3 separate regions of the Homo sapiens genome follow, and all the other regions are linked to region 1. A link is a contact called in ENCODE Hi-C or POLR2A ChIA-PET data. All regions are on one chromosome and are shown on one strand. Each heading gives the region's core, a stretch centred on a gene start or an enhancer-like site at or near the end of the contact. The rest is flanking DNA. Distances are from core to core; before and after follow the strand shown. Region 1 overlaps LOC105373760 (a long non-coding RNA gene). Region 2 has its middle 34 kb from the start of NRAL. Region 3 overlaps PDE11A (phosphodiesterase 11A).

Region 1 (3,400 bases), core at 654-3,153:
TACTCCAGGTGCCAAAAAAGTTATTTAGCAGATAACTAGAGATAGAGAAAATGTCTCTTTAACAGATTCTTTTAAGAATACATCTACAAGAAGCATCTGGCTTTCAAACAGTCATAAAAACGAGAAGCAGTTGAACAGTGGCACCCAGAGGTGAAAAGTATATTGCTTCTAGAGATTTATATTGTTAACTACAATGTTTTTTAGTCATCCTTTTTTTCACTTCCAGATTTGTTTCTAGTATCATACCAGAAATCATTTTTTCTTTGTTGCATATTGAAATACCATATTTTAATAAATAGAAATAAATGTTTCGTTTTAGAAAAAGTACTTTCTTTATTAAATTGCATGCCAATTTCCCTCCTTCAAAACAATAAACCAACTGAACACCAGGCAAAATACCTTCCATAGTTGAATATCATGTTCACTCATCTACTTCTAGCCTACCAAAATTATTAGCAAAGATATTTTTAAGAAATACCTCTGTGACTACTACACAATTTCCATATACTCCAAGCTACATTTGTGCTAAAGATGTTTTTGTTGGACCATCGCGTATCCCTGAAGAGATAAACCTGGGGAGATTTTTAGAATTCCATACTGAACCCCCTCCCATTATTATGATAGCAGAGGATGGAAATGGGAATAAGAATGCTGGACAAAAGAAAAGGGAATAAAAATACTTTTTTTTTAATTCCACAGGAAGTTTAAAAATAACAAAATCTATTTTGACCAAAATCAAAACGCGCCTGCCGATTTTAATTAAAGCAGCTCTATACCTTTGAACCAGCCAACAAGCAGCTGCAGTAAGCATTTGGCTGGCTCTGAGTTCCTAAGCTAAACTGCAGAAAAACGCCTCCTCCTGGATCTAATCACCTTCGGGCGCCTCAAATAAACCTTAGCGTGTGGGGCCAGCACAGGTCAGTTTTTTAAGAGCCTCCGTAGAACAGGGTCTTATTTTTGTTCCTGAGCTGAAATGCACACATGCACTTAGCAGAGAAGGTTTGCCTAATCTATCACCGGTTTTCGTCTGTTTCTGGGTTTCCATTACCTTTTGTCAGACGTTTTCTCCAAGATCCTCGCTGCTTTCTTTTTAATCACCTAAGAAGCAACATTGATGTGACAAGCTCCAGAAAAAGGCTCGTCCTTTCTTATCTGCATCTTCAGCCTAATGATGAGGAATGGGTTCCATAAACTTGAAAAAGGCAGGAAAATGCTGCCAAAGTCATTATCCACTACTTTAAATTGGAAAGAAAAAAGCTGTCCCTTTTTAGAAGAATGGTAATAACGTATAAAATAATTGTACAAAGCCTACAGCGTTTCATATAAGAAAGGAAATTGCCCAATGCAATTTAAAAGAAAAACAAAATACCTTCATTTCCCGCTATCTGAAATCTACATCAGAATGTACCCTCGATTTTGCATATGAAGCAGAGTGCTCAATTGCCTGCCAGAAATGAGAGCGAATTATGCCTGCACTCAAGTTAATATTGAAATAATCTCCCTCTTTTTGATACCTTCCTCTCGTCCCTTTTTCCCCTTCCGTACATTGCAGTGTCATTGCCTAAATCAATCTTTGGGCATTAAAGGTAGCTTCTGGGGAGCTTCTCAGTCGCCAGCCTGCTACTTGTCGGGGGCATCGGCTATGAACTGCAGCTGGATGGATGCCTGTCTGCCTGCTCGTCTTTAAGTCTCACGAAGCAAAACCGCAGGCTTTCTCGTACTCAAAACCACACCATCATTGTCCATATTCGGGTATTTCATTACAGTAACAGTTTGAAGGACACCAGGCTTACAGCCTTTTGGAGCAGACGGTAGGGAAGCTGCTCCACATGGATCATATTGATCTCTCCAACCACTCCTCGAACATCCACAGCTGTTCCAAGATTTGCGCCCAGCGGAGACGAGACGCGGCAGTAGACCTGGGCGCCACCTAGTGGATTCTATTGACCTGGGGGAGTCGTCAACGCGTGGTGAGGTATATAAGCTTCAGGGAACAATCCCTACAGCCAACCTAGAAAATACTAACTATAGTCGAAGCAATAGGGAAGGAGTCTTATCTTTAAAAAAAAAAAAAAAAAAGTAACAAGAAGATGACAAAAGAAGCAAATGATTCAAATGACTGACAGGAATTTCAAGAGTGGTTTTTCAATATAAATTTCAAATCTCTGAAATGTCAAAGTGCTTTATTATTTATATCTTTATTAAGAAAAGGAAAATATAGAAAGTTTATTTTGCCAAAATATTACCACTTTTCTTTAATCTGCCAGATTGGTCACATTTTGCCTTAATAAGTTTATAATTCAGTAAGCCAATCCAAATGGAACTGAATTTTTATTTTTCCTACCATCTAATAAATATGAGTCTTAAGAAAAGCTGTTTATAAAATATTCCACCAATTATGTCTCCCTTCTTCACCCATTCCATTCACAGTTTCCATTCCTATTATCCCCCAAAAGAGGTCGTACTCATTTTTCCTTCTATTCTTTACATGCACACATTTTCTGGAAGAAAGAACTTCAATTTTCTTCGTGGCAAAGTTGTGGCTATTACCTCGTTTGAGATCAAATTCAAAATACAATTCCTAGAAAGTTGTACCTTCAATTGATCCACATTCTGCAATCACTTCCTACTTTATGTTTTCAAATATATTTTATTTAACATTGCCACTTGATCATAATTTTCTAATTGTCTTACCTCCACAAATTGTACTTTTGTCTGATCCACAACCTCTGCCTCAGAAGAGGAGCCTATTAAATGTTGAATAAATAGCTATAACATAAGCAGATAACTATCTCTGACAAGATTTGTTAATAAATACTCTGGTTATTCTACCCTTTGGATGTGCTAAATATATCAACAACAACTAACATTTATTGAGGTTTTTTACTTGATGGTCACAATGGCCCTATTAAAATAGATACTACTATTATCCTTATTTTATAATTGAGGAAAGCTACTTCTAGAAGGTTAAGAAATTCACCACATTGACATGGGCAGTAAGAAGTGGAACTGAAATTTGAACCTGGTCTTTCTGACTCCAGAGCCTATACCCTGAACTTCTATACTACACTGTGTCTATCTTATATGTTGTTATTAAAATATATGATACACTATGATCTTATTACTGGTTGTATTATATTTTGATGATTCACTTTATAAAAGTAAATATTTCTAGTTTTATCCCCTGCAAAATAAGTTATTTTAGATAGTTGCTAAAATTATTCAAGTTGTTAATATTTTTTACCACGTTTGGTCTTTAAAGAATGAACTTACTATAATCAAAAGATTTGCACAAAGGAAGGAAAAGAAATTACTTTACTGATCAAAGGACCGATGCAGGAAAATATGCAAGCTGACTGCATTTCGCTAAGATTGCAACAATGAAGTGGAAGAGCTAGGG
Region 2 (3,400 bases), core at 585-3,084, 680 kb before region 1:
AGAATCTTGCTTAGAACAAAGAGTATTCAAGCCCCTGGAAAAGATTGCCGTTTACTTCTACACTCTAGATAGAAGAGGTTGCAGAAACACATTTTGTTTTTTGAGGAAAAAATTGTTTCAAAGGTATAATAAATGGTTGTGGAGAAGCTCTTCCTTTTCCTTCCTTCCTTCCTTCCTCTGTCCCTCTCTCTTTCTATGTTTTGTCTTGTGGGGGAAAATTATAATCTAAACCCAACACACTTTAGTGAAGACAGCGGATTTTGGCCAAGATTCACAAGTTTCTTTGTGTCTATATGCCATTGATGTAAATGAAATGTTAGTTGAATGTATTATGACAGCATTATTCTCATGGGGTATATTTAGATTTCAAAATCCAGCCCCCAACTCTTTTATTCAATGACTATGGTTATTTTAGACTACGTTTTAAGAAATAATTCCAGATAAAGTATTACAAATATCAAACCTATTTTTAAGAAAATCAACCTACTCCAAATAAACACCCATCCAAAGTGTAGTTAAGTCAGTTGAGCATGGTAAATAAAATCCAGTGGCTATCAATACTGGCTGAGCACACCTGCAGGCACAGCTGTGTGCTGGGTGCTGGGCACAGGAGTCCTGGAAGGCACTGTGACAGAACAGCTTATGGGAGAGGAAGAGGGGACGCTGATTTGTTGAATGCCTGTTATGGTTACAACTAGATGCAGGTTTACCATGAGGCTAATGAACCTTGAGCTTTAGGGCCCACATTTGCACAGATCCTTTCCAAGACCCTGTAGCACCTAAGTAATATGTTCACATGGCCACGTGTTTTGTAAAGTTTGGAAAAATAAGATATTTAAGTGCAGTTAGTTATGATCACTGTTTTTGTTTGCTCCTACTTCCCCTTTTGATAGGTACTTCCTTTAGTATTGAGTAGTGGGTGTGTTTAAAGATGGCCACTAGTATTTTGGGGACCTCGTTAAGGGAAATTGGGTTGGGACAACATTTGGTTTTGGTTTCCTGGTCTGCAGTCACTTCATGCCCAGTTATGTTCTTGCTAACCATCCCAGTGTAGAGACAGCTTCCCAGAATACATGTACTGTCCACCGGCTGACACCCAGCATGGGGGACAAAACTCAGAGCCCAGGCGTTGTATCACAACAGCAACACGCTCTACAGGGCCTGGCATCAGCATCAGAAATAGGTGACCGATGAGGGAGACACAAGATTTGAAATGTACAGAGGCAGAATCTGGTGTCATCAATGACTGGTGAAAACGGAAGCTCTTTTCTGTCAGGAATATACTTAATAATGAAACACAAATCGCCGTGTATAAACCCACCATACATTTTTCTTGGTGTGAGAAAAACGTGAGAAAAATGTGAGAAATAGAATGGATCACAATTCTTGTATTTTTAGGGTACAAACCCGTAGCCATATTATAAACAGAAATATGGCTGTGTTTAATGCTTAATGCATCCAGCTATCAATAATATAAAACAAGTTTTGTTCAATTGAAGTAGAGCAAAGGCTAAATTATCTTTTTATTCTCTCTATAAAAATCATATTACAAAATCATTGTCATATAAAGAAGTGATAAAGACTGTGCAGCCAAATATGGGAAAAATATTATGGAGGTTCATCAGGCTATTAATAAAAATATTGGGTTATTTTTCTGTATTTTGTGATGCATATGGCATTTGGCAGCTTAAAAATATGTAATTTATGGTGATTCCTTTTCTCTTTCTAAGTACGCATTCACTTTCACTTTCTCTTCTAGTCTTTAGACAGTGCTCTCCAAATTGTAAGCACTCTGAGCCCCACACAGTCTGGATCCACCAGGCCCAGGCTCTGTGCCAGTTTCAGGCATGTTAATCTTATTTCAGCTGCACCTTGGCTGGGCATGCTAGAACCTGCTCATCCCTTTTCGTACAAAAAGTGAGGCTCAACAAGGTGGAGTCAGTTTCCCGAGGTGAGATATAAGCGCAGGCCTGGATCCTTCCCCAGGTCAGCCTGTATTCACCACATGCTGGATTCACACCCAAGCCCAAGACTTGGCAGTGAGACTTTTCTCTTTTCAAGGCTGCCCTTGATGTCTGTCCTTTAATGTAGCACTTAGGAGCTTTCTCATTTAGCCTTCACAGTAGTTTTTTTCTTGTTTCATTACACCTCCCTTATTTTCAGCAAACTTTAAAAAATCTATTTCACACTGTGAGCAGAGGTCACCAGGTGGAAATCTCAACCCCTCCTCTTCCTCTGACCCCCGCCCCCAACCATCCTCCTCCTAGCCTGTCCTAGTGGAACTCAGTGAACGATGCCCCTCTGTTTCGCTCCTGCAAACCAGCAGTCCTCCCCACTTCACTCACTCACTCACCTCTGCATTCAGTCAGTTCCAAGATTTGTAGAGTTAAGCTCGTCAATACCTCTTGCCCTCCCTCCATCCCGCCGACCCTCCCCTCTGCCCCATCATTAGCTCAGGCCCGGATTGGGATTGGTTTAACTAAGTGACCTGCTACTTGGCCTCCTTGGTTTAGCTCTTCTTTAATCTGTTCTCAACAATGCTGCCATCTGATTCTATTCCCCTTCTGTTTAGAATCGTTTAAGTCATTCATTTATCATCTAACAAATCCTTACTGAGATGCTAATTTGACGTGGGCAATGGGGACACAGTGGAGAACAAGACAAAGTTCTTACCTTCATGGAGCTCACATTCTAGCATGGGGAGACCCACTATAAACAATGTTAATAAGTTAAGAATATAGATATTTCTAAAATCTGGACAAAAATGTGCATGTCAGAGAGTGATAAATGTTAGGCAGGAAAATGAAGCAGGGTAGGGGACCTAAAGCAAACGAGCAGCAAGGGAAGGGAATTTCTTATTTTGTGTATAGACTGGCTGGAGGAGGCTTCACTGATAAAGCAGATATTTGTCTGAGCAGAGACTTGAATGAAGCAAGGGCGACAAGCCATCGGGACATGCGGAAGAACATTCTAGGAGAGGAAACCGTAGGAAGGAGCATGACTGCCATGCTGGAGGTGCAGCAAGGAGGGTGGAATCTTGGTACCTTGGTGGGAGCTCAGGGGCATGGGTTGACAGCATGGCATTGGGTGTATGTCATGGGAGGCCTCTTGCTATTGAGAGGTTTGGTTTTTACTCTGAGTGGGTTGCAGCATTGTGAGGTTTTGAGCAGAGTAGTGATATGATCTGAGTTGTAGGTAACAAAATCATTCCTGGCAATGTGTTGGGAAGGGATTGTAGAGGGGCAAGAGTAGAAGCAGGGAGAACATCAGGAGACCACTGCCATGATCCAGGCAAGAGGTGATGATGGCTTAGAGCGGATGGCAAGAAGTGGGCAGATTCTGGATGTCTGTTGCATGGTTCTGTGTCCTTCAAGATAAAATGCCGAGTGCTCAGCATATC
Region 3 (3,400 bases), core at 676-3,175, 580 kb after region 1:
TATGATTACTGTTTATTAATTTATTTCAGTCAGTTACAGAACAAAACATCTAGATCTCTCTGTAACTTCCAGTGTTACAGTCTACAAAGGAATTTGATTTCTGTTGAGATTAGGATTCTGATTATTGAGTAAAAATATTTTATTTAAAATTTCAATTGGTTCTGTATTTCTTGGACAGGGAGGGAGGAGTTTCAGCTGTGCTTCTAAGATCTTCCAGAATGAATTTTCTACCTCAAAAATCAAGGACTTTTCTGGAAACTGCAGTCAGAGGACAGAACATCAGCCTCAAGCTGGTAAATAGGATGGATTTTCTCCCTAAACATCCCTTCTGCTTTCTAGTTTGAATTATCAATAAAATGGTTTGGCTTATCTCTGAAAATAACCTTGTTGACAACACAAATATGGATTTAAACACGCTACCTCCACATTAAGATTTAAGAAGCCCCCAGTAAATGTCAGGGGGTGTCAATGTGTTTGCTGTGATACTTGGTTATTATTAGTGTTTAACTGCAATTCCCCACCAGCGCCACGCTGCCTGCACCACCATAAATTTTAATGTGATCATGTGCTCTTCTCTTTTCATATCCAGTGAATTCTGCAAGATCATAATATTCTATATGAACCCTAGCTGAACCTTAGTGTGATATGAAGAAAGAACAAGATTTCAAGCAATAATAGTTGTTCACCATTTTATAGCTTTTTTTAACTGGACACTGAGCAACATGGTTCCTTGAATAATATTACCCTAAACTAAATTCACTCATTCAATTAATCTTTATTGATACCCTACAGGATGCAGGGCATGGCTCAAAGTGCTAATGAGTACATTTATGGGATAGTAAAGAATACTGACTCTTAAAGAAATCTTTTTTTTTCCCCTTGGAAAATCTGTCAGAGCTCATACATCATTTATAAAACCGAAAAAAATGTCTCTGCAACCTTGGCACCACTACATGCCTTTTATTTTACAGAATACAAACAAAAGCAGAGTCATTTCCGATATCTAGTCTACATCGTGAATATAAGAAATATGTCCCTCATCTTTTATCATGTATTTATAGTTATAATTTATTTATTATGTATGTGCATGATGGAATATTTGTTCTATAAACTTCTATTAGTAAAGAAAATTTATATGATGATCATTCATCTGCAGGTTTTCTTCCTCATTTTAACCACAAATAATAACTGTCACTACCTACTGTATTTGTCAGAGGAATTCAAAGTATTTGGGAAATTTTAACTATCTAAATATCTTTTTAAAAACAAAGAATAACATTGAAGCTTTCAAATTTATAAATGTGAAATTTCAGACCAGAGGCATGGAACAAATTAATAAGTCATTAACAGGGTTCCCAGTGAATAAAATGTTCATCATTTTATATCAATTTGCCTGTCCTACACAGTAGTTCTTTTTTTTTTTAATTTCTAAAGGAACAAAACCGCTTTGTTACCTACACATGAACCTGAATACTTTTGCAAAACACAATGCTGAGTCAATAAGTTTATTTTCCACCCGTGAAGTGATTTTAGGGTTAAAGGTTAGGAAGCTGGGGCATATATTTATAATTTGCTTGTCCTGTTGTACGTGGTGCCAAAATTTGTTCAGCAGTGACACACAACTATGCATTTCCCCATTCCCAGAGACAATAGGCTTGGAAAAATACACAATCACAGATTTAAGGTCACACGGAGAACACTATTATTCACTTTAACAGCACGGTATGCAAGGTGGCAGTCATAAAACAGGCCCATCCTGATGGGAGATGCTCTTTTCCGACAGACTGGTTTTGTTGCTATCTCTTTTAGGAAAAACATTTATTTTGTGGTGGGGTGTGTACCTCAGTATTCCCTGTGCTAGAAGAAAAGAAGCACTTTCAAGGAAGGTGGGTAAGGTTTTTTCCCCCTTTTCTGGAAACCAGCTGAGAAACTTTGCCTTGGAGCGCCATCTAGAGGAAGCCTCAGCACACACACGCTGTGCTTTCTTAGCCTTATGACATGACCCAGGTTGAATCCAATGGTTGGTACATGGTGAGTTTCTTTTCTTTTCTTTCTTTTTTCCCCCCAGATTAATAGAGAATTTTGGTTCTAACACAACCCACAGACAGGAAATATGAGATCACTGGAATGGAATTTTAATCACTGATAAGATCAAAACATTGAAAGGCTTTTAGAATCTTCAGGAGTGCCAAAAGCATGAGTGCCCATTGGTGGTAAGAAATAGGGCATCATTTTACCATAGGCCGAGTCACATTCCAGAGATGAGAATTGATGAGCGAGTTAAATTTATTTTTAGCTACACTGATTGAGTCGTCTTTGTTACTTCTGTAATTATTTTCTTAATTAAAAAATTCTGATTAACCAGATTGACCAGAGTCAAGCTTGGAGAAGATACTTACGTTAGAGAGAAACAAATGTTGACACTTTTAACTGACTGTAACCCTTAGTTAAGTTCAACAAAATTTAATGAGCAGAAAATACTATCTTTTCCAGATGTGGCTACTCAATACAATGTGAAGGAGAACAAAATAACGTTGTATTCTTTCTGAAGTCATGTTTTTGTTTTGTGATCTCCTCCACCCACCCTCCTTAGAGAAATTTGACAATGAAGTCTCCTCTTTCTGTGTTAGCATGAATGCAAAAAAACAAAACCTAAGCCTTCTCCAACAATGCTGCTCTTCAAGATTGCTGAGCATACTTGCAAAAACAACTGTACCCTGGAAATATTCTGACGATATGAGCATCCCCATTGTGGTGACATAGTTTAAGAATTCTATTCTCTTCAATTTCTTGGAAAGGATCAAAATTGCCCATATAATGGAAATACCCACTGCAGAAAACTGGATATATATTTCCTTTTGCTCCTAAGTGTCCACTGTGACCCTGCTGCTCTTGCCAGTTTCCCCTATTCCAACTATTTTAAGGTTTGTTATAAAAATCTGTCTCTGTCCTTGACATTTCTAACTCAAAAATGTCACAGCCATTTCTTTTTCCTTCATTGAACAGGGTTCCTACTTACTTATTTTGGCAATTCGCATAAATCCATAGGTTTTCCCAAATAATGGGTTAAAAAGTTTTTTATTGAATGTCCTCTGTGGGCCAGACATATGAAATCTGTACACAAAACATTATACCTTGTTTACTGAGGTAGGATATGGAAAAACAAAATGAAGATTTTTTTTTTCCAAGCAATGGTTGTTACTTGAGCTATTAAGCCTCATGGTTCAAAGCACCTTCCTTTCTCACTTGATGGCTCACTCCTCTAACGGTGGATGCAACAGAAGAATGGAATCAGTCCAGTTTTCCCAGGCCAGTCTGCCTGTTTATTAAGCAGTTGAGGACCCAAAGCACAAGTCCCTAGTATAAAAGACATTCTGGCCCCATCTTATGCTAGATGCAC

What was found. Hi-C counts contacts between places; a loop is a spot of excess contacts on that map. ChIA-PET counts read pairs that join two places held with the same protein, here RNA polymerase II (POLR2A). Pooled maps may share reads with other maps.
Region 2: a pooled map shows a loop between it and region 1 (3-fold over the local background). The contact joins two enhancer-like sites. A Hi-C loop is called at or near these places in 2 of 168 maps with a recorded cell type or tissue (CD4-positive, alpha-beta T cell and HepG2), 1 of 37 single-sample maps with no recorded cell type and 1 of 50 pooled maps. POLR2A ChIA-PET finds 5 or more read pairs at or near these places in 1 of 52 experiments (activated CD4-positive, alpha-beta T cell).
Region 3: a map of MCF 10A shows a loop between it and region 1 (5-fold over the local background). The contact joins two enhancer-like sites. A Hi-C loop is called at or near these places in 3 of 168 maps with a recorded cell type or tissue (MCF 10A, PC-9 and Ramos), 6 of 37 single-sample maps with no recorded cell type and 13 of 50 pooled maps. POLR2A ChIA-PET finds 5 or more read pairs at or near these places in 2 of 52 experiments (A673 and CD4-positive, alpha-beta T cell).

The regions. Positions count from the first base shown.
Region 1 is chr2:177,147,173-177,150,572 of GRCh38, forward strand. The region is part of intron 1 of LOC105373760 (a long non-coding RNA gene); the gene reads right to left. Among named protein-coding and RNA genes, the nearest start is that of MIR4444-1, 64 kb to the right of the region's middle. RefSeq lists an enhancer at 1,203-1,926. Within about 2 kb of position 1,904, at least 2 of the 41 ENCODE cell types and tissues checked have a DNase peak (open chromatin) inside an H3K27ac peak, as active enhancers do.
Region 2 is chr2:176,471,528-176,474,927 of GRCh38, forward strand. No RefSeq gene overlaps it. Among named protein-coding and RNA genes, the nearest start is that of NRAL, 34 kb to the right of the region's middle. RefSeq lists enhancers at 1,751-1,860, 1,951-2,020. Within about 2 kb of position 1,835, at least 3 of the 41 ENCODE cell types and tissues checked have a DNase peak (open chromatin) inside an H3K27ac peak, as active enhancers do.
Region 3 is chr2:177,722,911-177,726,310 of GRCh38, forward strand. The region is part of intron 12 of PDE11A (phosphodiesterase 11A); the gene reads right to left. It overlaps PDE11A-AS1 (PDE11A antisense RNA 1), which reads left to right. Exons shown (of 5, transcript NR_136171.1): 5 at 179-379. Among named protein-coding and RNA genes, the nearest start is that of PDE11A-AS1, 51 kb to the left of the region's middle. Within about 2 kb of position 1,926, at least 2 of the 41 ENCODE cell types and tissues checked have a DNase peak (open chromatin) inside an H3K27ac peak, as active enhancers do.